Linked DNA regions of Homo sapiens: region 2 is linked to region 1. Evidence: chromatin loops called from intact Hi-C (ENCODE). Cell type or tissue: psoas muscle. All regions are shown on one strand. Each heading gives the region's core, and the rest is flanking DNA. Links, peaks and the distances in the headings are about the cores only.

The links. Hi-C counts contacts between places; a loop is a spot of excess contacts. Peaks named below come from ENCODE experiments on the same cell type or tissue, not always from the same donor. Only the 100,000 strongest peaks of a DNase experiment are listed, where the experiment ranks them.
Region 2: it touches region 1 in a loop (1.9-fold over the local background); 2 of 110 quality-filtered maps call a loop at or near these places.

Annotation. Positions count from the first base shown.
Region 1 is chr6:90,115,457-90,131,627 of GRCh38, forward strand. The region is part of intron 4 of BACH2 (BACH transcriptional regulator 2); the gene reads right to left. Among named protein-coding and RNA genes, the nearest start is that of BACH2, 170 kb to the right of the region's middle. In psoas muscle, for the core only: no CTCF peak of the experiment used is centred there; a DNase peak (open chromatin) is centred at 6,735; H3K27ac peaks cover 4,539 bases.
Region 2 is chr6:90,189,480-90,205,650 of GRCh38, forward strand. The region is part of intron 4 of BACH2 (BACH transcriptional regulator 2); the gene reads right to left. Among named protein-coding and RNA genes, the nearest start is that of BACH2, 99 kb to the right of the region's middle. RefSeq lists a silencer at 5,151-5,445. In psoas muscle, for the core only: no CTCF peak of the experiment used is centred there; a DNase peak (open chromatin) is centred at 8,582; H3K4me3 peaks cover 944 bases; H3K27ac peaks cover 6,182 bases.

The DNA.
Region 1 (16,171 bases), core at 3,309-11,308:
GGCTAGCTATATGCAGAAGATTGAAGCTGGACCCCTTTTTTACACCACGTACAAAAATCAATTCAAGATGGATTAAACACTTAAATGTAAAACTCCAAACTATAAAAACCCTGGAAGACAACCTGGGCAATACCATCCTGGACATAGGAACGGGCAAAGATTTCATGAAAAAGACACCAAGAGCAATTGCAACAAAAGCAAATATTGACAAATTGGATCTAATTAAACTTAAGAGCTTCTGCACAGCAAAATAAATTATCAATAGAGTAAACAGATAACTTACAGAATGGAAGACAATATTTGCAAACTACCCATCCAACCAAGGTCTAATATCCAGTATCTGTAAGGAACTTAAACAAATTTACAAGAGAAAAATAAACAACCCTGTTCAAAAGGGGGCAAAGGACACGAACAAACACTTCTCAAAAGACATACATGCAGTCAACAAGCATGTGAAAAAAAGGTCAATATCACTGATTATAGAAATGCAAATCAAAACCACAAGAGACCATCTCACACCAGTCAGAATGGTTGTTATTAAAAAGTCAATAACATTCTGGCAAAGTTGCAGAGAAAAGGGAACCCTTACACACTGTTGGTGGTATTGTAAATGAGTTCAACCATTGTGGAAAGCTGTATGGCAATTCCTCAAAGAGCAAAAAGCAGAATTACCATTTGATCCAGCAATCCCATTAATAGGATTATAGAGCATTCTCCCATAAAGACACACGCATGCAAATGTTCACTGCAGCACTGTTCACAATAGCAAAGACATGGAATCAACCTAAATGCCCGTCAATGACAGACTGGATAAAGAAAATGTGGTACATATACATCATGGAATATTATGCAGCCATAAAAAAGAACAAGATCATGTCTTTGGCAGGAACATGGATGGAGCTGGAGGCTATCACCCTTAGCAAACTTATGCAGGAACAGAAAACCAAATATGGCATGTTCTCACTTATAAGTGGGAGCTACGTGATAAGAACTTATGAACACAAAGAAGGAAACAATGAACACTGGGGTCTACTTGAGGAAGGAGGGTGGGAGAGAAAGTAGCATAACTGGGTGATGCAATAATATGTACAACAAATCCCTGTGACACATGTTTATCTATATAACAAACCTTCACATTTACCCCCAAACCTAAAATAAAAATTAAAAAAAGAGAATCATACAGTGGTGTTATTCTTGCTACTTAAAAAAAGGTGATGTGATGGCAGTGATGGTCAATACCATATGGGGAAGACCAGGTCCACACTTTGTCTACAATCAACTGCTACCACATAAGTCTTCTTGGTTAAGTAATTTGCGCCTACAGTGACAGAATAGGTCCCTGGATACACTTCTATGTAGAGGTGTTCTCACTAGGCTGGGATGCCTCTGGAGCACGCTTTGATATTTGATAGATGCCTCCAGGACCAAGGGATGTCTTTTTTCTGTCTTTTCTCTGACCATTCCCTATGTCCAAGTACATGTGCAGCTTCAACTTCCCTCTGTGAAAATGATAGACATGGGTTGCTCCTTCTTTCTCTGGCACAGATGAATAATATTTCCCACACTAACTTGAAGTACTGTCTATGAATTCAGCCATTGTTCAGAAGAAAGCACTAAGGGTTGGGTGTTTCTCGTCTCTCTGGCCAACTTCTCAAGGTGCATGCGCCCAGCACTCTCAATAATCTTTCAACATGGAAATCTGATCATGTCACTTCCCTTCATCCCACTGATCTTGGGATGAAGCTCAAATATGGCTTCCAAGGCTGTTTATGAGTAGGACGCTGCTCCCTCTACAGCTTCATCTTTCACCACTCCTCCTACCCTGCTCTCTGCTCCAGCCATCTTGAATTTCAATTCTTTTCTCATCTGGGATTGACAGGCTCATTCCTTCTTCCCTCTTCCCTCTCTCTGGCTAACGCAACCTTTAGGTGTAAGATTAGAGAGCACTTCTCCTCAGAACCTTTCTGACTCTTCCTGTCTCATTTACTTCTTTACTGTTAGCTTGACTTTTTTTTTTTTTTGTAATTCTATAGCATCCTATACTTCTGCAATCACAGCATTTGTCATTCCTATGATGAATGCTCATTTATAGCCTCCTCCACTCAACTGTAAGCTCCTTAAGGGCAAGAACTCTGCTCCCCTGTGCATCACTGAGCCCTAGCACCTAGACTGCTACCTAAGACACAACAGGTGCTCAAAAATAATTATGGAATTATGAACAAAGGAACTAATCCATGAATCCCATCAAAGACAAAACAGGTAATTCTAGAGAGTGTATATGTGGTTAGCTTTTCCTTTTTCTTTAATGTCTTTGCTTCTTCCTAGTTCCTGTGCTTGATTTTCAGCATTCTTGTTTAGCTTTTACTTATGTTTTGGATCAATATACATTTCTCCATTATTTTGTGTTTTTCGTACCAAGCGAGAATAAACTTTACCTTACCTAAGTTTAGGCCCTTTTCCTCTAAAGTCTTTTTCACCTTCTCTGCTTTCACTATTTTCTACTTCATCCCATATTAACAAGCATCTAACTTATAAAGTATTCTGCAGTGTTTATTGACTATAATATTTTTCATTTATGACTCATTATAGTTTCATTTATGTGGCTATGTTAAAGACACTTAAGTCTAATAGAGAATGTAAGGGTCCTTAAAGTTGAAGTTCCAAAAGCAATTAAAATTTAAGATAATAAGCTTTAAAGCAAAGCCGTCTCCTATGGACATCCTTCAGGAATGTCATACTAACCAAGAAATCTGAAGGGGAACCATCTATTATTCATACTAAGGGAACAGGGACAATGGCTTCACACAGCTGACTTCTCTTTGCTACTGACTAGCTTTTTCTGCTCTGTGGATAATACAAACAGGATGAAAGGATCTTGATACTCCACAAGTAAATATCCTTTTTAAGCAGATGGCTTGCAAGTTAGGAAAAAAAGTTGCTCTCCAGTGATTAAAACAGCTCTCTGGAAGCCCACTTTATTGCATCTAAGTACATTGCTAGTCTCACTGGGAGAGTTTATTCCTTTCAAAGATCCAGCCTCTCAGCTGGTAAGAGTTTTGATAAATAATTTTGTTCTATCTATATGTACCTCTTGTTAATACAGGCATATCAATGATCAGTACTCATGAGCTAGAATTGACTTGTTCATGTTCATATTGTCTCAGTAATTCAAGAGACATGCATTTGATGAATGAAAATGCCTTAGTCATGGAAAGACCAAGATGCGCTCTTAAGAAAAGTTGACCATATTAAGCCAACAGGGTCATTGTAAGTATCTGATGTCAAAGTGGAATAAACAAAGGAACATCTGTTATTTGCAGTTATCCAAGAAGGTGGCAGCACAGTACAGTACAGTACAGTCATTAAGGCGTGGGAGCTGGGGTCTAACCAGACCTGGGTTTGGTTCTAAGCTCTGCCATTCACTACCTATATCTAGAAAATGTTCCTGACCTCCTTTAAACCCAATACCATAAAATGGAGATAATAGTACTTACCAAGTAAGATTTTTATGATGATTAAAGGAGACAATACATATAAAGTAAAATTTGAGCCCAGTCTCAACTATCTATCAAATGTTCAGAATATTTTACCTAAATTAAATATATGTTATCATCCACCTTCCTTTGCACAAACATGTGACATGATATCATATAAAATGAAGACTTTATTTATATGCAAGTCTTTAGGTGGCACTTGCAAGCTTCCATGTGCCTATGACATTTGGGAACTTCTATCTGCATGTTGTAGGAACTGTTCATATTTATACCTCTCATGCCCATGTGGCTACATTTTAAAATGATTCAGTCATGATTCTTCCAGGGTCTCCTGTGGGCCCAGCTCTGTCTTTACCTAATTATGTTAGTTTCAATCGACAACTATAATACGAAGACTTAATGAGGAACACAAATGAGAGTAATTCACATATACCAAAAATCAACTTAAACACACACTAATATAATGTTGAGAAATGCATTATTTAAAATACCCTGTACATTATAGAGAAATGCTTATCTTCAATCTTCCACTTGCTTTGTGGTGTCAGTTTACTGAGCTATTAATTTAAACTTAAAAGCCTGAAATTTGAATATACAGAATAGCTGAACAGCTGCAGAAACAAACTTATAAAAATATATACTGTTACCCAGCACATAAAAAAGCAATTATTTATTGAAAAAAATCAGAATTTAATATTACCCAGTAACTGCAAAAGTTGTTGAAAGGATATAATTAACATTTACTGAAGATTCTTAGGGGGTAAAAATATTTTAAATAAAACAAATATTTAGAAGTTCTTAGTTACTAGTAAAAACAATCTCTTTAAACATAACGTTCATCCACCTTGAAAAAAAATCTGCTGACTGGGACATTTCTAGATAATTTTGAAGCTCAAAAACGCCAAATCTATCAAAATCAGAGAGTTGCTCTTGGTTTGTGTTGTCACAATCTGTGACGAGACAATGGGTCTTGCTCAGGTCAGGGGACCATTAAGGACCCAGGAAAGCCAGCAAAGGACTAGGAGATTTTGATGTACTAGAAAGACACAGGATCAAGAGTCAGAAGACCTGGCTCTCACCCCAACTTTAGCTCTTGCTAGCAGTGTGACTGGTCTCATTCATTCATTCATCTATTCATGCCAGCTGCTGGGGACATCAATGAACAAGACAGACATATCACATATCACATATCACAAAGCTTATTCATTAAGGCCTCACCAGCACCCTAAAAATGGGGAGAGGACCGTAGAGTTGAGAAGAAGTTTAAATCAAACATCATAGGAAGAGGTCCATGATGGTCACCACTCTCATGGGATGAAATGTCTTTGGCTTCGTTTCTTTATTCATAGAACATGAGTACAACACCTGCTTTCTCTATTTCAGCAGGTACCAAACTCTGTGGGCATTTAACAATGTGTTAAACAAATTTGAAATAAAAAACCCTACTTTATTAAAATAAACCATTAGGAAAATCAAATAAGTACAAGGTTATCAGAGCAAAGCTTGCCTAGTTCACAAACATCTTCATGGATATGTTTAATGGCCCTTCAGAGGAAGCCAAATATTTGCATAACCATAAGCCTCCTTCAAATATCTTGAGACTTGTCATGATCTTAATTTGCCAAAGTGGGTCCCTATCTATGTTTGGCAGAACCGTTCAAATCATCTGAAAGCTACCTGCTTTTTGAACGGGTTTTTACTGATGAATTTTTGGGAGGAGTTCAGAACCTATCCAATAGAAAGTCTTTTAACCAATGGGCCCTAATCAACTGGATGGATCAATCAGCATTCTCCATCCCCTGTATAAAATATACTGACCAATACTGTGGTCAAACGAATACTGAATGTTCTCTCTCGAACTCTGGAGCACATCAGCTCTCTCTGCATAAACTGTTAATGTCAGCTATACTTGCTTTGTAATTACAGAAATTAAATATTATGTTGGCCCATAAAATATGAGTGTGAAAATAGTTATTTGTATGAAAATTTAGTAAAATTAAAGAAATGAAAGTAAGTCACTAGAGGAAATCTGCCATTGAATTAGATATGATTGAGACAACTGTGAAAGATTGGGGAAATAATAAAAATTTAAAATGACTTTGCAGTCAGACTGTGTTGCAAGTGTCTTAAAAAATTCCTCACTTAAAGAGACTGAAAATGGAAATCATGCAATAATGTGCATGAAAGATTACATGAAGTTCCAATCAGCAGACCCAAACTCGAAGAAAAGGCCTCGAGCCCACATCAAAAGATTGGCAAATAACTGTTCATTTGCAACTTTAGGTTAAATACATGATTTAGGCTATGTAGTATCTTTTTAAAAAATGATTCACTGTTTAATTGATTTTTCAACTAATGAGAAAACACCCAGTCAGGTTAGCTAAGAGGGCTCTGACTCTGTAACCAGCCTGGAACCCTGGGAAGCTCTAGGTAGATAGGGTTCCTTCTTGTTGTTTTTTCTGATTTTTAAAATTTTCTAACTTTTCTTAACGGTTATTATTTGCTTATTTAAATAAAAACTATTTTAATAAAAAGATATATATCTAAATTTCAGCTATCTTGGAGCAAAAAGCCTTTGCATTTTATTAATTAATTAATTAATTTATTTTGAGACGAGTCTTACTCTGTTGTGCCCAGGCTGGAGTGCAGTGGCACAATCTTGGCTCACTGCAACCTCCACCTTCCGGGCTCAAGCAATTCTCCTGCCTCAGCCTCCCGAGTAGCTGGGATCTTACAGGCGTCCACCACCATACCCAGCTAATTTTTTGTATTTTTAGTAGAGATGGGGTTTCACCATGTTGGTCAGGCTGGTCTCGAACTCCTGACCTCAGGTAATTCGCCCACCTCGGCCTCCCAAAGTGCTGGGATTACATGTGTGAGCCACCGTGCCCGGCCACCTTTGCATATTTTAAACAAAGAAAAAAAGAGGCCAAATATTTTTACTCATGTGTTGCTTAAATGTTTAGTGATTCTGCCTTTTGCCCCCCATTTCTGGTGTGAGGCTACCTATCTATTGGTAAGACTGTTTTAACTGCAGTTCAATGAATATGACCCTTCCAAGTAAGAAAGGCTGAACCTTTCCAGCTGTAAAGGTTGATTCTGGGGCAGCAGAACCCTACCATGTGTGACAAGGTTTCCTTTTACTAATCTGGTTCTCCTCCTGTATATTTTGGGAAATGACACACGTCCAGGCAAAGCACACCATGGGCCAAATGCACATCCTCTCTGCCCTTAAGGGGCCATGACTCAAAGCACTTCACTGGGGATGCCCAGGGGTTGTGCATGACCAGACATCGGCAAAGTATTTTTGAGAAACCTCCTCCTCAACTAAAAATACCCACTGTGAGAAATCTGTAGCGTGAAGCAAGGATCGAGTCAGTACAACACAAAAAAAGAGACAGGCTTGTGGCAGTCTCAGAATCAAACCCAGTTCGCCCTCCCTTACCAGAACAACAAGAACAATCAAAAAAAAGGTTTACAGGAAAGGACTTCTTGAAGGCAGTAAGATGGGATACATGGCCACACTCATTTTAGTCTTGTCTTTTCTCTTTCTCCTTGAGGGCTGGGATGGGGAAAGTGGCCCCAAATCTGCTCAAAGTCCAACTGAACACAATCAATAATAGACTTACTATGACATTTTAAAAAAATTTCTACTGAGACATTAGTTTTATTCCTCAGTAAACACCTCCCTGATTTCTGCATCCCAGGAGAGCCTGGGCAAAGAAGAGCACAGGCAAGAAGTGTGAATGTGTTCAGAGAAAGTGTTGGCGAGGCCTGGCTCTCCCAGCCCCTCTGATGGCTGAGAAAACTGCTTGACAAGAGGGAGACCCACCAGGACAGAAGCCTGAGCTTCACAGGGCAGACACATTGCTAGTGTAGCTACTGACTGCCCATGGCAATGGTTCTATTTTTTTCATGGGAGACCTTCCTATAGTTACACATAAAAAAGAGACATAAAACCGGAGAACTTAACGGCAGAGAAAAGTAAAATGGTAAATCTAGAATGTTTTGCTTAACTTCAAAACTGTTGTTGAATAGTTTAGAAGGAGTAGGGGGTTGAATTGAGGTCCCCAACAATACAGGTGTCCTAACTTCTAGAACCTGGAAATGAAACTTTATGTTGGAAAAGGACCTTCGCAGATGTAATTAAGTTGAGAATCTCGAGATGAAATCATCCTGGATTACCTGAGTAGGCCCTAAATCCAAGGGGAGGTGTCCTTAGAAGACACAGAAGAGAAGACAGAGGAGAAGGCCAAGAGAAGAGAAGAAGACAGAAGTGGAGGCAGAGATTGGAGTCATTTAGCCATGAGCTGAGGAACACCTGGAGCCTCCCCAGAAGCTGGGACAGGCAAGGGATGATTCTGCCCTGAAGCCTTTGGAGGAAGTGTGGCCCTGAAACACCTTGATTTTGGACTTCAGGCCACCAGAACTGTGAGAGAATAAACATTGTTTTAAATTGTCCAGTTTGTGATAATTTGTTAAGCAGACCTAGGACACTAACACTGAAGGCTAGGACAGCTTATAAGAAGACCGGTGGGGGCCGGGCGCGGTGGCTCACGCCTGTAATCCCAGCACTTTGGGAGGCCGAGGCGGGCGGATCACGAGGTCAGGAGATCGAGACCATCCCAGCTAAAACGGTGAAACCCCGTCTCTACTAAAAATACATAAAATTAGCCGGGCGTAGTGGCGGGCGCCTGTAGTCCCAGCTACTTGGGAGGCTGAGGCAGGAGAATGGCGTGAACCCGGGAGGCGGAGCTTGCAGTGAGCCGAGATCCCGCCACTGCACTCCAGCCTGGGCGACAGAGCGAGACTCCGTCTCAAAAAAAAAAAAAAAAAAAAAAAAGAAGACCGGTGGGAAAACATAAAGAAATTTCTATTAGAAATAGAAATCTTATGTGAGAACACCAAAATCGCCTCCTGATGCCCCAAAGCACAATGATTCTGAGGGGAGCAGGAGGGAGGGTGCGACTCTCCTCCGAATGCAGGCCTGGGCCCCAAAGCTGATGAAGAAACCCGATGGCTGCATGGGGCCAGACCTAGTGTGAGTCAGAGTCGCCAGGGGAACTTTTGTCAAAAACTGATATCTCCACTTAAGGGTGGCTGAGTCAGAATTTCTAGAGGTCAGGTTGGAGAATCCATGTTTTTCAAAGTCTCCCATGTGATTCTAATGATCTTCCATCCTTAAAAATGATGGGCCCAGGTGGTCTGCTCCCTCCCGCTTTCAGTGTTTGAGAAGCAGATCTGCAGCTGCAGCCAACTTTTAAAAAAACGTGTCCAACAGGCTATTTATTATTTAAAACCCAGCTTTATTGTTTATGTAAAGCTTGATACAGATGCATTATGAAGTATTAAACAATACAGAAAAGCACAAAGACAAAAGTAAATATCCAGATTCACCATCTCAGGAAACTTTCCACGTGTATTTCCAAGTGTTTATTCACACAGAGATGTCTGTGTACACTTTAACCTGCTACTCAGAGTGTGGTCCACAGACCAGCAGCATTGACAACACTAAGGAAATTGTTAACAATTCAGAATTTCGGGCCCTGACACAGCAGGATGTACTAAAACTGCAAATATGTTATATCCCTTGTTTTGTAACTTGCTTTTTCCACACTGTAATGTATTGTAACCTCTGTCCTTGGTAATAAATACAAACCTTATGATCTTTCTTAATATATGTACGGTATTCTTTTATGTACCAGAATTTACTTAATGAGCTCTCATTTGATGATCATTTCTAGTTTCCCATTTTTCCCACCATTGTAAACAATGCTCACCTAAAAATCCTTGAGAAAGTATCTTTCTGTTTTGTCATTATTATTTTTGGGTAAATCCCTAGAAGTCAACCAGTGTGCAATTTTACGCACACTGATCATTCTGATACCTAATGCCAGAACACCAGCAAGAATGCCCAGTGACCTTGCACACGAATGCTTGTTCCCTCACACTCTTGCCAACACTGGAATTTTTCTAATAATTTTAACCTTTGTCTATCTGATACTTAAAAATGACACTTCATTGATTTTTTTCCTTGCATTTTTCCAAAAGCAATAAAAAAGCTTCTCATACATTTATCGGCCATCTGTATTTCTCATTTTGTGAACTGTCCAAAGTTATTTTGGTTGTTTAAAATAACAGTTATAAAAGAATCTGTGGAATTACAGAGTTTAGAAATATGGTTTAGTCACAATGAAAAGACACGGAGAAGAAAAAAAAGGAAGAGAGAAGAAAATGTGCCATAAAAAAAGATAATCAAAAGATTAGTTTGTGTGTTTATTTATAGACACCAGTTACAGCAATCCAGTGATTAGGCAAATTAATGCAGCTGTGTATGATCACAGCTCTGGGATCAGCCCCTACATCCTTTTCAAATGATGCCACCTGTCATTTAAGTATTTTGCATTTGCCTTTCATGTTACATATATTTCATGATGATTTCCATTTTAAAAACCTTCTTGGTTAACCCTTTGAAGGTTCTCATGATATGGATTATCCTCTGCCGTCAGGAATGGGGTGAGCTAACCACCCTCCCAGGTAGGCAAGAGAAACAGCACGTTTGCCTCTGAAAAAGACCAATCCTCTCCAAACGTTCACATCTTAGGAAAGAGAACAGTTGCATCCTTTTCACTGGGTGTAAAACTGCTTCTCTGCTCAGAACCAATGGAAAAAAATGGGGGACGGGTCAGATGCTGTGTACTGGTTGACTTCAGTGGCATGTGCAGACCATGCCCATTCCACCGGGCACATGCATCCCTCACACCCCCAGGGTGACCTCAGGCCTGCTTTGTCACACAGGCACCCACCTTGGGCTCCATACCCAGCACACGCAACTTCTCTACTGAACAAGTGGCAGGGGTCTTCTCACAGGGCCCCTGGAACTCTTTCAACCCATAAGACAACGCCAAATGGGTGAAAACCCACCTCATCCACCCCTGCCACCCTCTAGTTGCTGCTTTATTTGTGAATTGAGACAAATCAGTCATCCTCATTTGCTGACCATTCTCTGCATACAGTACAGCAAGAGCACTATGCCAGGTGGCCAGGAGGGCCGGCTGCAGGGAAACAGAGGAAAGCGTGGAGAGAGAAAGTCTCTAGGCTCCACTTTGCGATCTGTGGGATATGAACAGGTGGAATAAGGTCTTTAATAAACATATTTTAGGATGTTAGAACAAGCAGGTCCCATTACAAAACCTGAAGGAAGGAATTTGAGGACAAAAGGAGAAGCATGACTTTATAGAACAGGTTCTATGTAAACACACAAAGCACATATACCTTAAGGATTGTGCATGCTAAAACGTATTTCAGTAGCTGCTAGAATGGGAACAATAGATTATTAACATGTTTGAAAGGGATAGGGACTCGGGAACACATCTCAAAAATGTGGGTCAGAGTCAAGGAAGCTTGCTGCTACAGTGTCAACAATGCTCTCAGTGCTACTGGCAGATACGGCACGGGCAGAAGAGAAAGCTTTGGGTCTGCCACAGTTACAAAGAGTTGTAGACTTCAATATTTAGTTACGGGATGAAGAGGGGAGAAGGAACAAAGACCTTTAAATAAAAAGAAACAAAAGAGTGAACATGAACATAGAGCTACATGAAGTGTCAACCCTAGTGAAGTGATTATGTTTTAACTGTGTAAATAAAGTTCAATTAAATATTCAACATAACAGCAATAAAATGTAAAACACTGAGAAGCATCTCTCTCTAGTCAGTGTTTGGCAGATGTGTTGTGTTTTTGCATCTTGCTCTTTATGGTGGTATCTCTAACAAATTTAAGGGCAAAAGTGATGTAGACCATACATTCTAGAACCAATTCTAAAACAGCAAGAAGTGGCCAGATGCCCAGTGGCTTAATCAGATTCTTAATTCTACACACTACATTTATCCTCCAGTCTCACTGAAAATCTAACAGCCGAGTGGTCAAAAGAAAAGATAAAACTGCAAAATGGGAGTGCCACAAATTTCTGCTCCTCCTACTCCAGCCAACTTAACTTGACAGGGAGGAGGCAGCCTCTGTTTCCTTCCTCCCTTTAAAGGGGGGATGGCAAGCTGTTGACAACTCCTACTGTACAAAAGAGTTGTTCACACTGCAAAAGTGTTTACTGCTCACAAGTGACGCTCAAAATTAATTCACAGCAGCAACACCAGCAGAAAGCTTTGACAGACTGTCTTATGTGTTGACACAGTTATACGTTGTTGCATAAAAAAAAGTAACACACTTACCCTCTTTTCCAGCCCATACACACTGAAGTTGCTCCAAAGAGAGACTGTGAAATGCGTCTGAGATTGTAAATGCCACCCTCCAGGTAAGGATTTCCCGCTCCGCTCCGGGGTTGATGGCTGCAGGCATGAGAAGACGTGGACCCCCTTTTTGAGGTGAAGCAAGGCTGCGAGCCTCTCCCCCGGCCTCTGTTACAACTGGCCTTGCTGGTGGTTTTTCCTTCAAAGGCATTTCCCTCTAGGGCAAGCCTCAGGCACCAGGGTGGGAAGTGGGGTAGAGCTGTTTATTATACCGCCTTGGCAGAAAAGGAGACGCCAGGATAACAGCTTTCTGAGACACAAATAATTCATCTTCCTCTTCCTTTAAAAAACAATAACCCTGCACTTAAAATGGCTTTGGGAGGCTGGGAAGATGTGACTTTCTTGCTCAGAAATGATTTACATTAAAAAATCAGAAAGAATGTAGTGTGATTTAATTATCTCAAGTTACCTGAGATGTTTAGAGTTAAAAAAGAAGCCAGGTGGGACAGCTAGTATTTGGCCTCATGTGGAAGATGTTGTACAGACTCTTTGGCTCAGCTCGGCGATCTGCTGTGGTGTGAGGCTCTTGCGTTTGAACAGTTCCTGCTGAGCAGCGTCCTCTCTGAGAAGTCACGGGACTTGAAAAATGAAGACCGTTGACACTTTAAAGGTGCTTCTGGCAATTGGAAGTAGCCACATGTGTAAAAACTACGCAGTGCAAGGACTTTCTTTAGATGGTGATATGTAAGTATCTATTGAAAGTAAGGTTTGCATGGAGCTAACCCCAAGGAAAACTGTGGACCAGGATTCACAGCCTTCCCATGCACTTTTCCCTTATGCCCCCCCATCTCCATTTCCCCAGCCATGGTCCACAGGTGCCCAAAGAGCTCTTCTGGCTTTGCCCCTTACCCCATCCTGGCCTATGCTTCTCCTTCCCTCTTATTCCTCCTCAGCACCAAACTCTCCTTTCTTTTGGTCTTGGGAAGGAAGTGGAGGAAAGAATCCATATCAAGATGCAAATGACTGACAATTTAAGGTATTCATCCTACTAGGCTTTGGGGATTTTTTTTCCCTCAGTTTTAATTTGTTTGGTGGTAAGAGTCTATAGGCCAGGCGCCGTGGCTCATGCCTGTAATCCCAGCACTTTGGGAGGCCGAGGCGGGTGGATCACGAGGTAAAGAGATCCAGACCATTCTGGCCAACATGGTGAAACCCTGTTTCTACTAAAAATATAAAAATTAGCTGGGTGTGATGGCGGGCGCCTGTAGTCCCAGCTACTCAGGAGGCTGAGGCAGGAGAATTGCTTGAACCTGGGGGGCGGAGGTTGCAGTGAGCCAAGATCGTGCCACTGCACTCCAGCCTGGTGGCAGGGCGAGACTCTGTCTCAACAACAACAACAAAAAATTTTACACTGTTGGTGGGACTGTAAACTAGTTCAACCATTGTGGAAGTCAGTGTGGTGATTGCTCAGGGATCTAGAACTAGAAATACCATTTGACCCAGCAATCCCATTACTGGGTATATACCCAAAGTATTATAAACCATGCTGCTATAAAGACACATGCACACATATGTTTATTGCAGTACTACTCACAATAGCAAAGACTTTGAACCAACCCAAATGTCCAACAATGGTAGACTGGATTAAGAAAATGTGGCACATATACACCATGGAATACTATGCAGCCATAAAAAATGATGAGTTCATGTCCTTTGTGGGGACATGAATGAAGCTGGAAACCATCATTCTCAGCAAACTATCGCAAGGGCAAAAAACCAAACACCGCATGTTCTCACTCATAGGTGGGAATTGAACAATGAGAACACTTGGACACAGGAAGGGGAACATCACACACTGGGGCCTGTTGTGGGGTGGGGATGGGGGAAGGGTGAAGGGATAGCATTAGGAGATATACCTAATGCTAAATGACGAGTTAATGGGTGCAGCACACCAATATGGCACATGTATACATATGTAACAAACCTGCACGTTGCGCACATGTACCCTAAAACTTAAAGTATAATAACAAAAAATCTATAAAGGGTTCTGGATATCAAATAGTTTTAGAACCACTGTCCCAGACTACTGGAGCCCTAAAAACTTCATTAAGTGGTTTCCTACTTCTCTGTCACATATTTCTTTTTCTTCTAAAAAAACGGGGTACATGTGCAGAATGTGCAGGTTTGTTACACAGGTGTACACGTGCCATGGCGGTTTGCTGCACCTACTGACATGTCCTCTAAGTTCCCTCCCCTCACCTCCCAACAGGCCATGGTGTGTGTTGTTCCCCTCTCTGTGTCCATGTGGTTTCTTTCTTTTTTTTTATTATTATACTTTAAGTTCTAGGGTACATGTGCAGAATGTGTGGCCATTTTCACAATACTGATTCTTCCTATCCATGAGGATGGAATGTTTTTCCATTTGTTTGTGTCCTCTCTTACTTCCTGGAGCAGTGGTTTGTAGTTATCCTTGAAGAGGTCCTTCACATCCCTTGTTAGCTGTATTCCTAGGTATTTTATTCTCTTTGTAGCAATTGTGAATGGGAGTTCATTCATGATTTGGCTCTCTGCTTGCCTACTGTTGGTGTAAAGGAATGCTTGTGATTTTTGCACATTGATTTTGTATCCTGAGACTTTGCTGAAGTTGCTTATCAGTTCAAGAAGTTTTTTTTTTGTTGTTGTTGTTTGTTTTTTGAGACAGAGTCTCGTTCTGTCACCCAGTCTGGAATGCAGTGGCGCGATCTCAGCTCACTGCAACCTCCACCTCCAGGGTTCAAGCAATTCCCCTGCCTCAGCCTCCCGAGTAGCTGGGATTACAGGTGCTCACCACTGTGCCTGGCTAATTTTTATATTTTTTAGTAGAGACGGGGTTTCACCATGTTGGTCAGGCTGGTCTCAAACCCCTGACCTCATGTGATCTGCCTGCTTTGCCCTCTCCAAGTGTTGGGATTACAGGAGTAAGCCACGGTGCCTGGCCAGCTTTTGGGATTTGTTAGAGTACACCGTTGACTGGTGGAATTCCTGCTGGTGTGATGAGATGCAGTGAGAAGTCGTAAGACATCCTCCAAGATAGAGGAGGTCTCCTTGATCAGTATAGGCCCATGCCCAGGATACAGGTGACCTAGGATACAGGTGTTAATGCAGCCACCAGCTAGGATGCACTGGTCCTACCTGATTAGGGTGATGCTGACACAGGAGCTAACACCGAAGGAGCATTTTCTCTTTTGCCTGGCACTGTAACATATGTACCACATGCTTTTACAAATGTGGTTATCATTCAGTAGAGTATGACCCTGAGCGTGAGTACTTTTAGCATTCTCATTTACCAAGGTGGAAATTGAGGCTTGAAGAGGTTAGATAACTTGCTTATGGTTATCATGCTAACAGAATAGCAGAACTGGAATTGAAAGCCAGCTGTCTGGAGCTCATGGACTTCTATCTACCTCCAGTGGTTTCATCCCAATAGGAACCATCAATTGTGAACAGCTGGTACAGGCCAGCACCCCCTGCTTCACCATGGGACAATACTAAGACAGCTAGAGGCCATACTGCAGATGCAGAGGCTTTGCTTACGCGAAGGTGGTGAAGTTAGAAGAGCATGAAATCTGAAGGCAAACAATCTGGTTAAAATCCTGGCCCTGTTTGTTGCTTTGCTTTAAGACCTGCGGTTAATCTGTGAACTTTAGTTTTTTCCATCTATAAAATTCATCTGATACTACCTGCTTTACAGAGTTGTTTGTGAGAACTGAATAAGGTAATACACATGCAAAATGTTTTGGGAAGCATAAACTCTTAGATGTTATTAGTGTTAATATGGTCTTTTAGTGGGAAGAGTCACTCCTGAGAGCGGAAGATTGACTTTCACATCAGTATCACCTACCCCACCTGACAAATCCAGGAGTGGGCTCTCTGGAGGACCACTGGGGAAAAGGGAGTAGAAGCATGTACCAGTTATCAGAGGCATTTACTAGTAATAGTGAAGTTTGACCCTAAAAAACAACACAAGATGAATTCTGTGACATGTGGATGAGAAACATGAACTTTCAATGAATTCAGAAATTCCACACTCACAGCCTGCTTCAAGTCCTGTGTCAGCTGCTGAATCAGAGTAGGAGGCATCATTTTCTTGTTGGTGATTACACTTATGCCTTTGTACACTGCCGGCTGGCTTCAAAAGAAAGGGTCACCTTTGTGTAGTTGACTCCTCATTTTGTAATAATTCCAAAATGCAGTAGCTTCTCCCAAAGTAGTTCAAAGACACCAACCTGCTGAGAACCAGGGGAGGCCATCAGGATACCAAACTTCCTGCTTCTAATGGCCCAAATCTCAGCGAAAGCCTCTGAATAGATAGGCAAGCTCCAGAAGGACAGACTGTGGTCATTAACGTAACCCTTTATTATGGCGAATCTCAATTCTTTTTCTACACATGAGCTC
Region 2 (16,171 bases), core at 4,176-12,175, 75 kb after region 1:
CGCCCGTAGTCCCAGCTACTCGGGAGGCTGAGGCAGGAGAATGGCGTGAACCCGGGAAGCGGAGCTTGCAGTGAGCCGAGATTGCGCCACTGCAGTCCGCAGTCCGGCCTGGGCGACAGAGCGAGACTCCGTCTCAAAAAAAAAAAAAAAAAAAAAAAAAGAGTGGGCTTCCTTTGGCTTCAAACTAAACAGCTGGACAGGGGATGCTACTTAATTCTTTTTCTTCCCTACCAGAAGGAGGAGGTGCTCAAGTATTTTTCTTTATTCTTTCATCTGTTTATCTGCTGAGCAATAGGGATCTTGCTTCAGGTTGGTTAATCTGCTGAGCCATGACACATATGAGAAGGTTCTCTGGCAGGACAGTATGCTCTCCAAACAGAGACTATGGCAGTGAAAGAACCAAAGATATATCATCTCCCCTCTGAAGCCTCTGCTTCTTTGGGGTAGGAATTGGTCTATTAACTCTGAGCATTTTTTTTTTAAAGATGGAGTCTTGCACTGTCACCTGGGCTGGAGTGCAACGGCATGATCTCGGCTCACTGCAACCTCTGTCACAGGGGTTCATGTGGTTCTCTTGCCTCAGCCTCCCGAGTAGCTGGGATTACAGGTGCACACCACCACACTCGTCTAACTTTTTGTATTTTTAGTACAGACAGGGTTTCACTATGTTGGCCAAACTGGTCTTGAACTCCTGACCTTGTGATCCGCCCTCCTGGGCCTCCCAAAGTGGTGGGATTATAGGCGTGAGCCACCGCAAGCAGCCAACTCTGAGCATTTTTAGGCACTAACATTCCAAGCGTCTGAGATTCCAAATAGGAAAGTGCTATTTTAAATGACTCTTTAAGCTACCATTACAGATAACTGTAAGAAATATTCAGGCCTGAAAAAATGTTCATTCATCACCAAAATGTGAATCACTTCTAATTGATTTACTATTTCTGCTCTTCTGCTAATAACAGAATTTTGTCACTATCCACAAACATTCCAGAACACTTATCTTACAGAACAGAAAAGCAGTTGTCTATAGTAAAAACACTCCAAGTTTCCCTTACATGTCACACTGTAGAAAGGAAACAAAACCCATTTATTTTCTCAACTATCTTGCCTGTGATAGTCTGTGTACGATAAAATTTATAGAAAACTAAAATGCTAGAGTCCCTACAGACTTCAAAGATAATCTGGCCCACTGATTTCTTTGTAAGCTGAAGCCCCTTGGCGAATCTGATGGGAGCTATGAACCATTCTCCCTCCAGAAAAATGTATATGCATACCAAATATTGTATTCACTTCCCAGCATTTTAGAGACAACCCCTGAAGCCAACCTAGGCTAAGACCCCAGACCAACGACTCTGATCTAATTCCACTGCTTTGTTTCACATATGGAGACACCAAGTTCCAAACAGGGGATGTGGCTTGGCCATAATTGCTCGGCAGAAACTATGAGAAAGTAAACTGGATGAAACTGAAAATGATGCAGATAGCAACTCTGAACCATCACAAATCAGGCCTATCATTTTGCTAGGAAAGGAGAAAAGGTGAAGTGTTTCAAGAGGAGAGCTTTCTTTCATTTTAGGTTTCTGGTTGAGCTTCTCACTGGTTTTCTTCATCTTGCCTTCGGGCCAGGCCCATCCGTGACTTAAGGCTACCTTTTCTTGTGTTTGCTTCTGTAAATCAGTAAGACCTGCATAACCTGGCCACATTCAGAAAGGAGGGCAAGTGTGAGAGTGTGAAGTAGAAACCAGTTTTAAGGAACTGTAAGAGTTCTAAAGAACTCTAATTTGGTCACATAATGGATATTTAAGAAGTATTCTGAATCAAACACTGCTCACATATTTAAGGAAGTGGCAGTCTACTAAACTGTCACCGAGTAAAAGTCCTAGAGACTTGCTTTAATGATTAGATGGAACAAATTTTCAACTACTGCATTCATCCGCACATTTGCAAATGGCTCATTCTTTTAAGAACTAAAACATTCATTCTGGGATTTTGTATTTGTGTTTAGTTCATTGCAAATTTACTCAATATATTTCGAATTCAATTCAACAAATACGCTTAGGACATTCCAATGTGACGGAATGGAAACGTGCATGGATTTTGGAGTCACTAAGATCCAAATTCAAATATTGGATCTGCTTTATCTAGACACGTGATTATTGGGCTCATTACTTAAGGGTCTCTGCGTTTCCCCATCTGTAAAGTGGGAATAATACCAACTACTGTGCAAATTGGGTTTGAAAATTAGCAATAATATAGTCTATTGTAAAGAGGCTAATGCAGTATCTGGCAAACAGGGATTCCATAAAATGGTAATACTTAAAATAATGATTATTTATCAAATATCTACAAAGGACAAACTTCATCCTAGACCCTTCTCTAAAATCTGAATTCATAATATCAAAATGAATGAGGATTTAATTCATTCTTAAAATGACTCGAATACTTGCTAAGATTTTGACATATTAAAAACTATAACCATTATAAATGAAAAGGCCACTGTTCAAATGACTAGCTTTGCTACAGTACAACTGTCAGTTTTTTGACCAAAAGGAAATTTATAATACCATTGGTGGGTTTTAAGTCTTTAGGTAAAAACTGTGTTTTAAAGTAACAGAACAATAAGACAGCAATATAGTGGTTTCTTAATGACTAAAATCTTACATTACATATTATGGTTCAGTATTAATGTGCTTTCACACTACCTACTGAGTTTTCAGACTGCAACTACTTATCCTTTTCAAATTGCTATCACTCTCTTTTTCATGGGAGATTTCTTACAAATTCCTTGGAGAATCCAAAAATTTACAGTGGAAATTTTTTCTCGATTCCTTTTTTTTTTTTTAAAGAATAAACCTATTCAACAGGTAAATCTAAATAATTTTTAGCAGTTCTAAATGTAGAGAATTCATAACTTCTTATTGTAATTGAAAAGGAACATACAAAGCAATTAGTCACTTACAAAACCCACGTTCAACCTTCAAAATAATGACTAACTTGATAGGAGAGGCAAGACTTCTTTAATTAAATACTAAAGTCTAGCCATTTGAGATAAGCAAAGCAGGTTATACAACCGTCTTCTGCACTCACAATATCCTTTTCTCCCTCTTGGAAATATATCATTTTTCAGCAATAGTAGAACATGTAACAAAAAAAGTTACTGTACTGTAGAAAATCACTCTAACCACAAGCTAAGTTTTTGGCTAAGAGTTAAACTTCATTCATTTGGATTTCACTAGTTTCACAAGAAGAAAAAGTGATTAACCCTAGTGTAAGTAAAATTCCCTTGAGAATATATTAGATTCTTAAGAAAACAAAACAGTAAGCAACCTTAGGCACTCACTTACATATAAATCCTTAGGGTGTTAACTGAAAAGCATTCCTAGCCATGCTAGAATAGGATTCTCAAACTTGAACACTGATTACCTTTTTGAGAGCTCTCTGGACAGGTGTGCTCAGAAGCACTGGAAGATACAGGAGAGTTTGATACACATTCTGAGAAAGATGGGGTGGCTCCTGTGTGTGCATGTGGCCATCTAGCACAATCACTATTCAGCACGGGACTACATTTCCCAGGCCACTTCACCTCCAGGTGCAGCCACGTGACTAGTGCTCAACAAAGGAATATGAGAAAAGATGGTGCTTTACTTCAAGGCGACTGTGATTAAGAAGTGAGGTGCAGACAATTGCAAGATGGTGTTACAGGATGAATTATGTCCCCTCAAAATTCACATGGTGAAGTCCTAACCCCCAGTACCTCAGAAAGTGACCTTATTTGAAAATAGGACCATTACAGATGTAATTAGTTAAAATGAGGTCATACTGGAAGAGAGTGTGCCCCTAATCCAATATGACTGGTGTCCTTATAAAAAGGGAAAATTTGGATACACACAGGAAAAGAGGGAAGATGATGTGAAGAGACTCGGGAAAAGGTGACCTTCTACAAGCCAAGGAGCAAGGCCTGGAAGAGATCCTTGCCTCACAGTCCGCAGAAGAAACCAACCCTGCTGACACCTTGATCTTCGACTCCTAGTCTGCAGAACTGTGTGACCACACATTTCTGTTGTTTAAGCCACCCAGTCTGTGGTACTCTGTTACAGCAGCCTGAGCAGACAAAATAGATGGTGAGGCCAGAAGACGGAAGGCACCTGAGTTCAGGATTCCTGAATCACCTCTCAATAAAAGCACTTCACTGATCAGAAATACTTCCACTGGGCTGAGAGCTGAGCAAGAAAGGAAACTAGTTGTGTCAAACCATTCAATTTTGAGGGCTTATCTGTTATACCAGCTGTCATTACCTACTATAGGACCTAATTAATTTAAGTGGCAAGTAATTTTAAATTATTTTACATGAAAACAAACATGGACCTATCACATATCACAGGGAACAATCCATGTAAAATTTTAGGATTAAAAACACTTCAAAGAAAATTTGAATTTACAGGAAGATATTTTGGGGTAAATTCTCTCAAATCCTCCATAGGGTATAAATTTACTCTCTTCTGCCAATAGAAGTAGAATTTCCTCAAGAATATTAAACAAGTCACAATGTCAAAGTTGCTGGAACTTCAACTACGCCACATAATCCACTTAATTTTTTTTTTTTGAAATTAAGTGGAGCATTTCTATCAAGTAGCCCAAGTATGTAAAATTTTACTTGGGTACTAAAGATGAGAACACTGTGAAATGAGTTATCAGCCTTTTCCAAAGTTCTCAATATTTTTATAATCAATCTGAAAAGAAGTCACTAGGTACAGAATACCTTCTGTTTGAATATGGACAAAAAATGTACCCTCTTTTATGACAGGGTAACTGATACAGAATAAATACTGGATACCATTTTCCATTTTTGATTTTTTTTTTCTGACATGAAGAAAAAATGAAATGATAACTATCTTCGGTAAGACTTAGAGTTATAGTTCAAAATACCTCAAAAGCCGAGCTGGCAGCTGGCTTCTCATGTTTATAGAAAAGCTAGGATGATTCAGCCTGAGCTCAGAGCTCAATTTAGATCATAGCATCTGGATTCAAAACACATGTGAGATGTGGCAGCCGATTTTCAGGTCATGACTGATCCAAGACAGAGATTGCAGACCACTCACCAGCATTATTCCAAATGGAGAAAGTGCCTGAGAGAAACAGAAGTCTCAAAGGTATTTGGAAGCCCACTCCAAACTGTTAGGGAACAGGTAACATCAGCATTTTCTGCATCCAGCAGCTTTAAGCAGGTGCCGCAGAAGCCAAGGGCCTGAGGATGACACTGAACAGCTTTGTCATGACATTCAGCCTTGCCATGGTCAGAAAACATCCCTCACCCATGACTTCTTTCCTGAACTGGCTATTGTTCAGATTAAACTATGGGAATCTGGTAATAAATTGGAAAACCTCTGACAGCACACACTTCCTGCTAAGATCTGTGTTTAACTTTGCTTTGTTTCGAAGAGAAAAACTGTAGTAAAGAAAAAGGAAAAATAAATGTAAATGCCCTTTTTCTTGATGAGAAGAAATCATAGTCACAGTAATTCTAATATAAACTACACAATGAAATCTAAAAGAAGAGGGGAAAATCCCCAGCTCAGTTTCAATCTCTATTGGAATTCACCTTGTGCCTTCCTTGATTTTCCTTGGATATGACATGTCCAGATGTGGGTGATTCTGCAGCTATGGATTTTATGTGCAATAAAAAAATGCTTCTCCTGCTGCTTTTCCTCACCTCCCCCCTCCCCCATCTCTTTTCCTCTCTCTCCTCCTTGTCTCTTTGTTGTGAATGTCAGGGCTGTCAGTGTCACAGTCTGACATGATTAGCGTTTCTGACATTACACCAAGAAGCAGACAGAGAGCAAGGAGAGCGAGCAGAGGGGAAGGCAGTTATGAGTAGCCATTTAAAGAAGTCCAAGGAAAAAACAAGCACAACCACCTTTCTCTGAGGTTCCTTGATTACAGGGCAGTTTATAAATCACCTTGGATTTTTCTCATTTATCCTATTAGTCTGTTTTCCTGTTCCTCTGGAGATCCCTAAGGTGTGGATCTAGTCTGTGAGATCAAAGCCAGCGGCTCTAATAACAGATAAGACAGAATTCGTGATTCAGCGGATTCTAAGGTTGTGAAGTGTAACAATCAGCGCACTTTGGGAAGATAGCGCCAGTCCATTTCGAGTATTGATTCGCTGCACTTTGTCACTCTAATGATGTTATCTCATTAAAAGAGATAAATGCCCCACTGTTCTTCTAAGAGCATCTGCTTCTTACTCTTCTCTCTTTTTCAACAGCATGGCTCTCAGCAGCAGCACATTAAAATCAAATTGAAATCCAATGCAAGGCTTGGCTACAGAGCAGCTAAGGTATCTTTTTAATTGCTTTTTCCTACTCTCAACCCCCTTCCAGCTCCTCCACTACAGTCCTTCAAAGAAACAAGCAACATAAAGAGAAAGAGATGTAGAAAGTAATCATAATAGAAAGCATTTGCTGAGTGTCTGTTACATAGGGACTCCACTGTGTCAACATTTAACTTATTCCTACCTTGTTAGATAGGTAGAACAATCCTCAGTTTGCAAATAAAGAAACGGAGTTTTGACTTTAGGTAACTTGCCCAAGATCATGAAGGTAGCGAGAGAATGAGCCACAATTTGAACAAGGGTCCATTCAATGCAAGTACTTTTTTTTTTTTTAATCTCCATTTCATTCATGGAACAAATAAGAAAATATGATTGCAACTTGATTAGAATAGGTGAAAAAATGTAAAAGAAGGTAGCAATTATTCTTCAGCCTGCTAATAGCCAAGAACACAATGCCATAGGTTTTGTTTCAACAGATTTCTTATTAAATAAAAAAGGTAGCAATTTTTCATAATGAATGTTTTATACATTATTCCTTTGTGTATCAGGCCTCTAAAGTACACATTATTAAAGTCTATTAAAGTCTGTATTTAGCAGCATTACTAATGTGCCTTTGGGGAAATTATTACAATGAAACAGCATCAGTCTTTCACAAAATTTCAATTGTTTAATATTCCTTTTCTTATCTTCAATACACGTGTCTATTTTTAGCTATAATCAGACCTCATCCCAAATGCCGTAATCCCAGCCTAGAGCTGTCACAGCAAATTGTTTATGGGTTGGATTTAAGAAATAACAAGAAACACAGACATTGTTAATTTCACCCAACACTTTTTTTTTCATGATTGGTTGCAGTTTTCCTACAGTTCTCATTAACAGGTGCTCCTTGATCACTATGACACGCGATGATACTTTATCTCTCTGGTTAGGGTTGGTTATCTTAATTAATTGCTTATATTTATATTTAACTGAAACTAGCCTCAAGATGCCACTTTATTAAAGTTTGAGAGTGGTAAGAAATTACAAAACTATTCCATTAAAAAAAATAGAAAAGAAAACCAAATAAACCAGAAGAACATATAAACTATGATTAGTCAAATCAAATCTCTGCATTTAAAAGTAAACATCATTTACTAGATGTCTACTGGACTAGAAATATGTGTCTTCTGAACAGTAACTGAGGAGTTTCTGCAAATTATTCTGCAAATTGTAAATAGGCATCTCTACCTTTTTATTACATTAATTTTATCACACAGTATGAAGTTTTTTTAAAAACAAAGCCAATGATGTACATATATTCAAAAGCACAAGATTCTCTGAAAATATAGAAAATACTGCTAGGCTTATTTTACGAAGACAAAGGACAATAGGAAGCTGGGAAGAATACCAGCAAACAGCTATACGTTATAAGGCCTCTGTATCACAAAAATGAAGGGAAAATAAAGCCAATCTAAAGTATTACGTACTTAAATTAATAAACTGGATTGGAAGCAATCATTCCATTATAAATTTCCTTTCATACATAGCAATCCCACTGAGATGATACCTTTGTAAAATCAGGCAAAAATCAATTGTTAATATTCTAGAGATGGACAAACCACAGATTAAGTACCTAAATAATCATGTTTCCAATCACCAATTAACTAAGTAGAATTCTCTTAATTGTATCTATTAAGGCCTACTAATTGACAGAAAAAGGGCAGAGTTGAGGACTTGGAGAAAGAAGACAGAAGCATTCCTCTGCCTGATTCATAAAGGTCAGAATCCCCTGGCCGTTGTTGTAGGAACCCAGCCATCACCAGTCACAAAGAAAAAGGCAGCAGCACACTTTGAGTATCCAAAGGGCCTCTTTACTGAGGCTGCATGGCTGTTGTGGGCTTAGTCCAACATGATGATGTAGGACAAGAACCTACCAGTTCAATCAACATGCAATTAAAACTCCTGATGAAGGACGGCCCAGGGCAGTCCATTGGTTTGGGGCAGGGGACGCAGAGAAGCAAAGCCTGTTTTAATTAAGAAAATACTAGGCACTCCTCTTTAAATCCTCAAAAAATGAGGATGAACAAGATTCCAAAACCAACAATCACAATGTGTGTGAAAGTACCAGCAACAAGAATGAAGTGGGACTGAATATGTGCTTTCCTACAAATGAAACCTGTTTGATGGTGTAAGGAAAATGGATGAGCTGTGGTCAAGAATAGGCCGAGGCAGACATCTAGTCCAGCATGACTCAGCGAGTTTGGAGTGCAGGCACACAGCTCTGCCTGTTATGTAACCATGCCATGTGAGGTGCATTAAGTAACCACTCATGTGTGCTCATGCTTGACTCGGAGCCACTATTGTCTGTAAAAGGTATAATTACCCTGCTAATGCTGTATGTAACGGCTTGCACCTGTGGCTCATCCTCAGGCTTGTACCCATGGCTTGCTTGTGCCCATGGCTTGCTTGCACCCACAGCTCCCGTGTGTCCAGAGAATAAAGCCATGTTGAAATGCCCCCATGATTCCTTGACTGGTCTTTCAGCTGCCTGCCACTCATCCACCGACTCTCCTCCGACCTCAGTTAGAACCCGACAGATGGTCAGTAGCTGCAGCCATATTTCAAAGAAGTTATCATGATTCACAGCTAGGCCTCTCAGACTTGAAATTATATTACAGTCATGTCAAAACAGATCCTTTCTTCTCTGGGGCCTATAGGGTCTTAACACAAAGTCCAGCTTTTCTATTCCGAAGACTTAATTTACCTCCTACCTCTTCAGACTCTCCTTCATCTTTTCTGACATTATCAGATGTTAAGTCAGGCCACATGACCCTTTCACTCAAGACAAGGCATTGCCATATCCATATGACACGGTAGTGGGTGCACAGAGTCTCAGGGCTAGAGCTCACTTTGAGGTGCTCCAACACAATCATTCATCAGATGCTCAAACTCTCTGTACAAAAAGGTTCAGATTTTCAGCATAAGCCCTGGAACATGAAGACTGTGATATGGTTTGGCTGTGTCCCCACCCAAATTTCAAACTGTAGCTCCCATAATTCCCACATATCATAGGAGGGACCTGGTAGGAGGTAATTGTTAACTGAATCATGGGGGTGGGTCTTTCCCATGCTGTTCTTGTGACGGTGAATAAGTCTCATGAGATCTGATGGTTTTATAAAGGGGAGTTCCCCTGCACATGCTCTCTCTTGCCTGCTGCCATGCAAGATGTGACTTTGACTTCACTCCTCCTCACCTTCCATCATGATTGTGAGGCCTCCGATGTAACTGTGAGTCCATTAAACCTCTTTTTCTTTATAAATTACCCAGTCTCAGGTATGTCTTTTATTAGCAGTGTGAGAACAAGCTAATGCAGACTGCTTCTTGGAGAAGTAGACACCAGCCAGTGCTTCACCACACACTGCTCTGAGATTTGGTGGTGAGCCATGCACACAAAGAGAGAACAACGGAAATGTGTTTCTGGTTAGACAGAAAGGAGGAGAAGAGATGGGACTGACGTAGAAGCATTACCATAGTTCCATAGTCAAGATGACTGTGTACAAAGAGAAGTCTACGTAACTTAGGAAGCAATCCTCTGGAATGTATATGTTTCATACATATTTACACACACACGCACACATTATATGCATGCACGCATTTTAAAGACAAATGAGCGTTAACATATTCAGTTAATTATTTTAAATTTATCTTATCTCTCTTTCATGCCAAATCGACCCTCTACTCAATTACATGGTAAGTTGTATTTTAAATTTGCACTTCCATACCTCTCAGAAGGGAGTTATAGTGCTATTTTCTTCCGGAAACTTCACAGAATTTCCCAGTACAAGGCAGGTGGAGACAGAGTCTGGAGGTCTAACTTGCCCTTTAACATTTCCATGCACCTCACATTCGACAGGACTCAATGTACACGTAACAGAGGGGCTACAGTGGCCTGGTGCCAGCAATGTTTCTTTTTGGCTTCACAAACTCTATAAAAATGAAGTTTTTTGAAGAGCTAAGGGAAATTATTCCTTAAAAATGTAGAAAGTGAGAATAGAAGTGCTACAATGTCCAAGGGCACTCACTGACCAGGACTGAGGGTCCAGATTCTTGTTAGAGGAAAGCCTGCCACATATAAGACATAGGCACAGTCTAACTCAGTCGTTTTCAAACTCATCTCACGGCCCTTTTACAGGCTCACAAATGATCGCAGACCCTAAAGAGCTTTTGTTTATGTGAGTTGTTTCTATCAGTGTTTACCATACTGGAGGTTAAACCCAAGAAAGTTTTGCAACATGAAGACACAGGCACACATCCCAGAAGTGATGTCATTGCATGTCACAGTCTCTTTAAACACCGTTGTGTATAGTCAAGAGAGAAAGGGTGAAACAGGTAAATTGTATCTTAGTATTATTATAAAAATGGCTTTTATCTTGCAGGCAGACAGCCTGAAAGGGTCTAAGGGTGCCCCTCCCAAGGGTCCCTAAACCATAGTTTGGGAACCACTGGTCTAGTTCAAACTTGTACACATCGGCAGTGTCTTTGAACACGTAAATGAAGAAATGGCACAGTACCGAGTAAGAGGATGTACTGTTAATTTTTAAAAATTGAGGCACTGAATCAAATGATGGCATCTTTTTCTAGAGCATTTCTCTACTCACTACTGCCCCCAAACCATTAGTAAATTAAAATGATCCTTCCTGGTAATATGCCAAGCAGAATGACCCTAGGTCCAAATCTCTGTTTTGACCACTCTCTGTTTTCTATCTGCTCACTAAATATCTTCATCCATTTGCACCTCAAATGCAAAACAGCTAAAATAGTACTTATTTTTTAAATGTTTGGTTACTAATCTGGTTGTTAATGAAATACACAAATATTGTAGAAAAGCTGAAAATACCAAAAAGTATTTTTTAAAAAAGAAAGAAAGGTGTCCTATGTTTCCACCCTCTGGGAAGGCCATGGTCAACATTCTGGGCAATAGCCTTCCGGTCTTTTTATCATGTATATTTTAAAAATGCAATGAAGTTCATATTTTAAAGATAATTAGTATATTTTATTTAAAAATATTTTTAGTATGAAAGAAATGCACATTGCTTAAGAAAATCTAGAACATACAAGCAAAATAAAGATAATGCTCATAATATGTTGATGTGTATAAGCAATCTTTATTCTGTGTGCATACTGTACCTTTTTTTAAAAAATGAAATGATTAGACTGCACATGCTGTTATATAACTTGTCTTCTTCGCAATTTATTTAGAACATCTTTTTATGTCACTCAGTATTCCTCAATCCCTCCTTGGCATTTTTATTATATGGCTGTACTATGGTTATTCAAAAATTACTATTTTAAGAATATTGTGATGAACATTTTAGCTAAACTTCTGAACACATCCATGGCGGTTCTCTTTGAGTTAATGTTCTAGAAATGGAAATTCTGGGACAAAAGGTATGTCAATTTTTTAGGCGTTGATACACCTTATTTAAGTCCCCTTAAGAAAGGTGTTCTTTCATTAACTGTGTATGACAGAGCCTGATGTTCCCTACTCCCAACTTCACTGGGTAAATGTTACAAATCTTCATCAATTGTATAGGTGAAAAATACTATCTCATCATTTTAATTTGCATTTCTTTGATTGCTGTTGAGGTTGAACATTTTTCTTCTATTTTGTTGATCATATTTCTTTCTTTGTTGGTCTTACCTTTCTGTTCTTGGCCCATTTTCTATTAGTGTAATTATCTTTATGTTATAAATCTATATTAATTTGTAAGAACTCTTAATAACTCTTTCTCATACATGGGTAAATACTGCCCCAGCTTGTCTTTTATCTTTCAGAATAGTTCAGAATGTCTTTTGATTGAAAGAAGTTCTGAGGTGTTACATAGCTAAGTACATTCTCTTCCTTGATAATTTCTGACACTAGAAATTAATAAGGCCTTCTTTATTCTAAGATCATTTAATTTTTAGTTGTATTTTCTTCCATGTCACAAGTTTAGACCTTGCAATAGCTCTTCAAAGTCTGCCACAAGGAGGACCTGGCCAATGCCTTCAGAAAAATGACTGTTGAGGCTTATTAAATATAGATTGGACATTTGGTGAAACAAACCATTGAGGGTGTCCTGGAAAGGAGAGAGATCTTTTATGTTTATTATTCACCAATTCCTTACACAACCTCCAGTAGCTCTGTTAACTTGCTCTTTAAGAAGTTTAAAATGAAAAAAGTGTTCATATTAGGTTTATGTTAAAATATTAAACCAGTGGGCGTGATGACTCTTCTTACCTTTGCCAGAACAGCAGCTGTCTTAGATAGAAAATACCTTTGCTACGTTCATAATGTATTTCTTGCAAGCACAGTGCATGGCATATAGTATGCACTTGACAAATATGTGTTGGAGCTGATGTTTTACCAACTAGAGCTCTGTATATGCCAGGTTTGGGGTGAGAGAGGCAGGGATAATAAAGTCTGGACTTCACAGCTTCATATGAAGGAGGTGCAATGAAAGAAAAACTCCAAATGAAGGTAGAAACTAAATTTCAGTTTTACTTTTTAGTTGACTGTAGAGATACTGATCTGCGTGTAAACGTGAAACTGCCTCAGACCTGGGACAGTAGGATGTGGTGCTGAATACTGGAAAATATTCAGAGAAAAAAAAATTCTGCTGGGCAGATCATTAAGCAAAACAGTGGCATCCACCCACTAAAAGAGACAAGGGGCACTACTCTACTTCATTTGGATGCTTTGGCATTTGTCCAAAGCAATAAAAATCAGATCCAGCTTGATCTGAACATAACAAGGAAGAAACAGTTCTCAAGAAGATCCTTTTTCATGATGGGGGAAGAGAGAGGGTCATTTTGTATAATAATGGAAAAATCAATTATTTTTCAATCAGATGGAGTGTCCTCATAAATTTAAAGCACAGAACAGCATGTGACATGCCTTCATAAAAAACAATGACCATGAGGGAGAAGAGTAAAGGATCATAATCCCAAAGTTGCTACTAAGAAGGAAAGATCTTTCAAGAGAAGAACAACACTTTTCTTGCTAGTGTGTTTTCTGTGAATGTACACAGTGGTCAGTATGCACTGAACGTACACCATCCTGCACAATTTGCCTCTACAGAATCCTGTTCAATTGGCTTCCCATTTGGCTATGGCTTTTAAGTGACACACTGAAATCCTTTCTCTATAGCATGATAATGCAGCAGTAACACAGATAAACCAGAAATGTTGGTTTTTCTTACTGGCAAATATACTATATGTAATATATATTTACACATATTAGCAAGAAAATAACCAAGAAAGTAGTAGAAATACTTTTGACAGAATTTAAAAGTTAAATTTTGGCCAGGTGAGGTGGTTCACACCTGTAATCCCAGCATTTTGGGAGGTTGAGATGGGAGGATTGCTTGAGTCCAGGGGTTCCAGACCAGCCTGGGTAACATGGCGAAACCCCATCTCTACAAAAAATACAAAAATTAGCCAGGTATGGTGGCACACACCTGTAGTCCCAGCTACTCAGGAGGCTGAGGTGGGAGGATTGCTTGAGTCCAGGAGGTTGAGCACTCCAGCCTGGGTGACAGAGCAAGACCCTCTCTCTCTCTCTCCAAAAAAAAAAAAAAAAAAAAAAAAAGAGTTAAATTCTAATTATGAAGTTTTTGATCAACATAAAGATTGGAAAGTCAGCTCTTGCAAAAAGCTGCGAAGAATGTATGAACACTGGAAAGATGGTCAAGTCTGCATGAGGGTTTGGGAGAATGCACACCCTGGGAAAATATGTGCCCCACAATTTCTTTAACATGTAAGAATTTACAATGGTTGTCAGAATTTACAACCATTAATGCCTGTTTACAATATTTAAAAGGTGAATAAATAAATATGAGGCTGTCTACTCTGTGTAAACCCATGAGTTTGTTATCATATTCCACGTACACTAACATATTCCCTGTAGACTGGCCTCAGGGATGACAGCAGATTCTTGATGGGCCTTATGCGCAGGAATGCCCTCTGCTTCTCTTTTTAGCTGGCACTGATACACCAACATGCGAGCTATCCAAAGTCCCAAAGTACACCCCTTTCTGGTGTTTCCTCAGACCCTGGCACAGATAGGAGTTCAAGAATGTGAGGAATGAAGGCCCTACCTGATGGACAGCAACTCATGAGGTATCAGGGTAGTCCTGTTAAATTAGTGCGGCCAACTGCTAATCCTTTTGTGGCACGGGATTTGGGGGATTCTGTGTTTTCTAGAGGGATGGTCTCTAATGGATTCAAAAGAGAGCTGTCAATGTCTAACTGCAATCAGCATCGCCCTGGCACTTCAAAGGAATAACAAGGACCCTAGAACGCCAGGGCCACCCTCCATCCGAACACCTCCCTAACTGAAGTGCCCCGTCAGTGAGCTGGGATTTAGGAAGAAAGGAGAGCATTACAGTGTGTGTCTGAGGAAGAGGAGAGTGCACAATTCGAATGTCTCCAACTTTCTAGGAACAAATCCACTTAGAACGTCAGTCACACCCACAACAATATTTCTAGCACTCCAACTAACACCATAATTGAGGAGGAGATTCTCTGGTTTTATTCATGCTGAGAAGAGCTGTTTCCTCCCCAGAGAGTGACCTATTCTTTGTCTTATGCCAAGAAAGCCATAAGAAAAATGCTGACCTATGAAGGTGACACATCATGCTTAATCACTACTTTCAATTAAAACAATATAAAATAAAGAACGTACTGAGCCACTCAGGCAGAACATAATATCCCAAGCAACAGACACACCTACTGAGACTTGACATTTCCGAGGAGTCTGGTTCCCAGCTGTGTGTGGAGAGTGAATCCATGACATTAGATGTTGGGTTGCCCTGGAGAAACTTAGGGCGGAGCTGTCACAGCAAACTGCATTTGCTGATAACAGATTTCCCGAGTTGCCTTAGCTTTTCAATACACCAAACTCCAAATACTAGGAGCCAAAAAAGGTTTGCAGCCATGGATCTCCCCTCATCCCCACCTCCAGTCATGACCCTGGGGCAGAACACCTGCCTACTTTCCAGTATTCTAGCAGCTAACTTCTCAAAGGAGGCTTAACGCCAAGTGTTTAAGCTGGGGTGGGGTTGAAGCGGGAAAACTCAGCACTGGTTTCTTTCTCTTTGGCTCAGCTCAGCCAAACAAAAACTCCTCAAAAACAATTGCTTGTTTTTTTGCTGGTCTCTTCAGATAGGATAAAGCGGCCAGAGTCTCCCATAAAACTTGCATCTAGGGAAAGAGGGTAAGTGCACAGAGGGCTTTTCCAGCTTTCTCCCACCCCTGAAGCTGCCCAGGGCCCTTCGTGCCCATGAGAAGGCTGAGTAAATGACCATGAGAAAAGTCACCACTGGAAGAGGGTCCTTTAGTAGAAGAATTTCAACAGGGAAATGGGCTTTCTAAAGTCTAGAGATTCCATATGCTCTTTTCACAACCAAACCATCGAACAGGGCTGTCCAACTCTACCACAATCCATACAACAGGCCCACAATAACACACCTGTTTTTGTAGGCTCCGGAAACAACTCTCCCCTGTTTTAAATCCTTCAGTGGCTCATAGGATCTGGCCCTTGCCTCCTTCTCTGGGCTTATATTTGACCACCTTCCACTTGTGCAGCAGTTTCCAACCAAGGGGTAATTCTGTCCCCGTATGGGACATTGGGCAATAATCTGGGGACATTTTTGGTTGTCACAATTAGAGTGAAGGGAAGGGGATGCTACAAAAAATCCTAAAATTCAGAAGACAGTCTCTCACTGCAAAGAATTACCTGGTCCAAATACCAAGTGTCAAGGCTGAGAATCCCTGCTCCAGCCATACCAAACTCTTTGCTGTTCTCTGAGCACACCAGGCTTT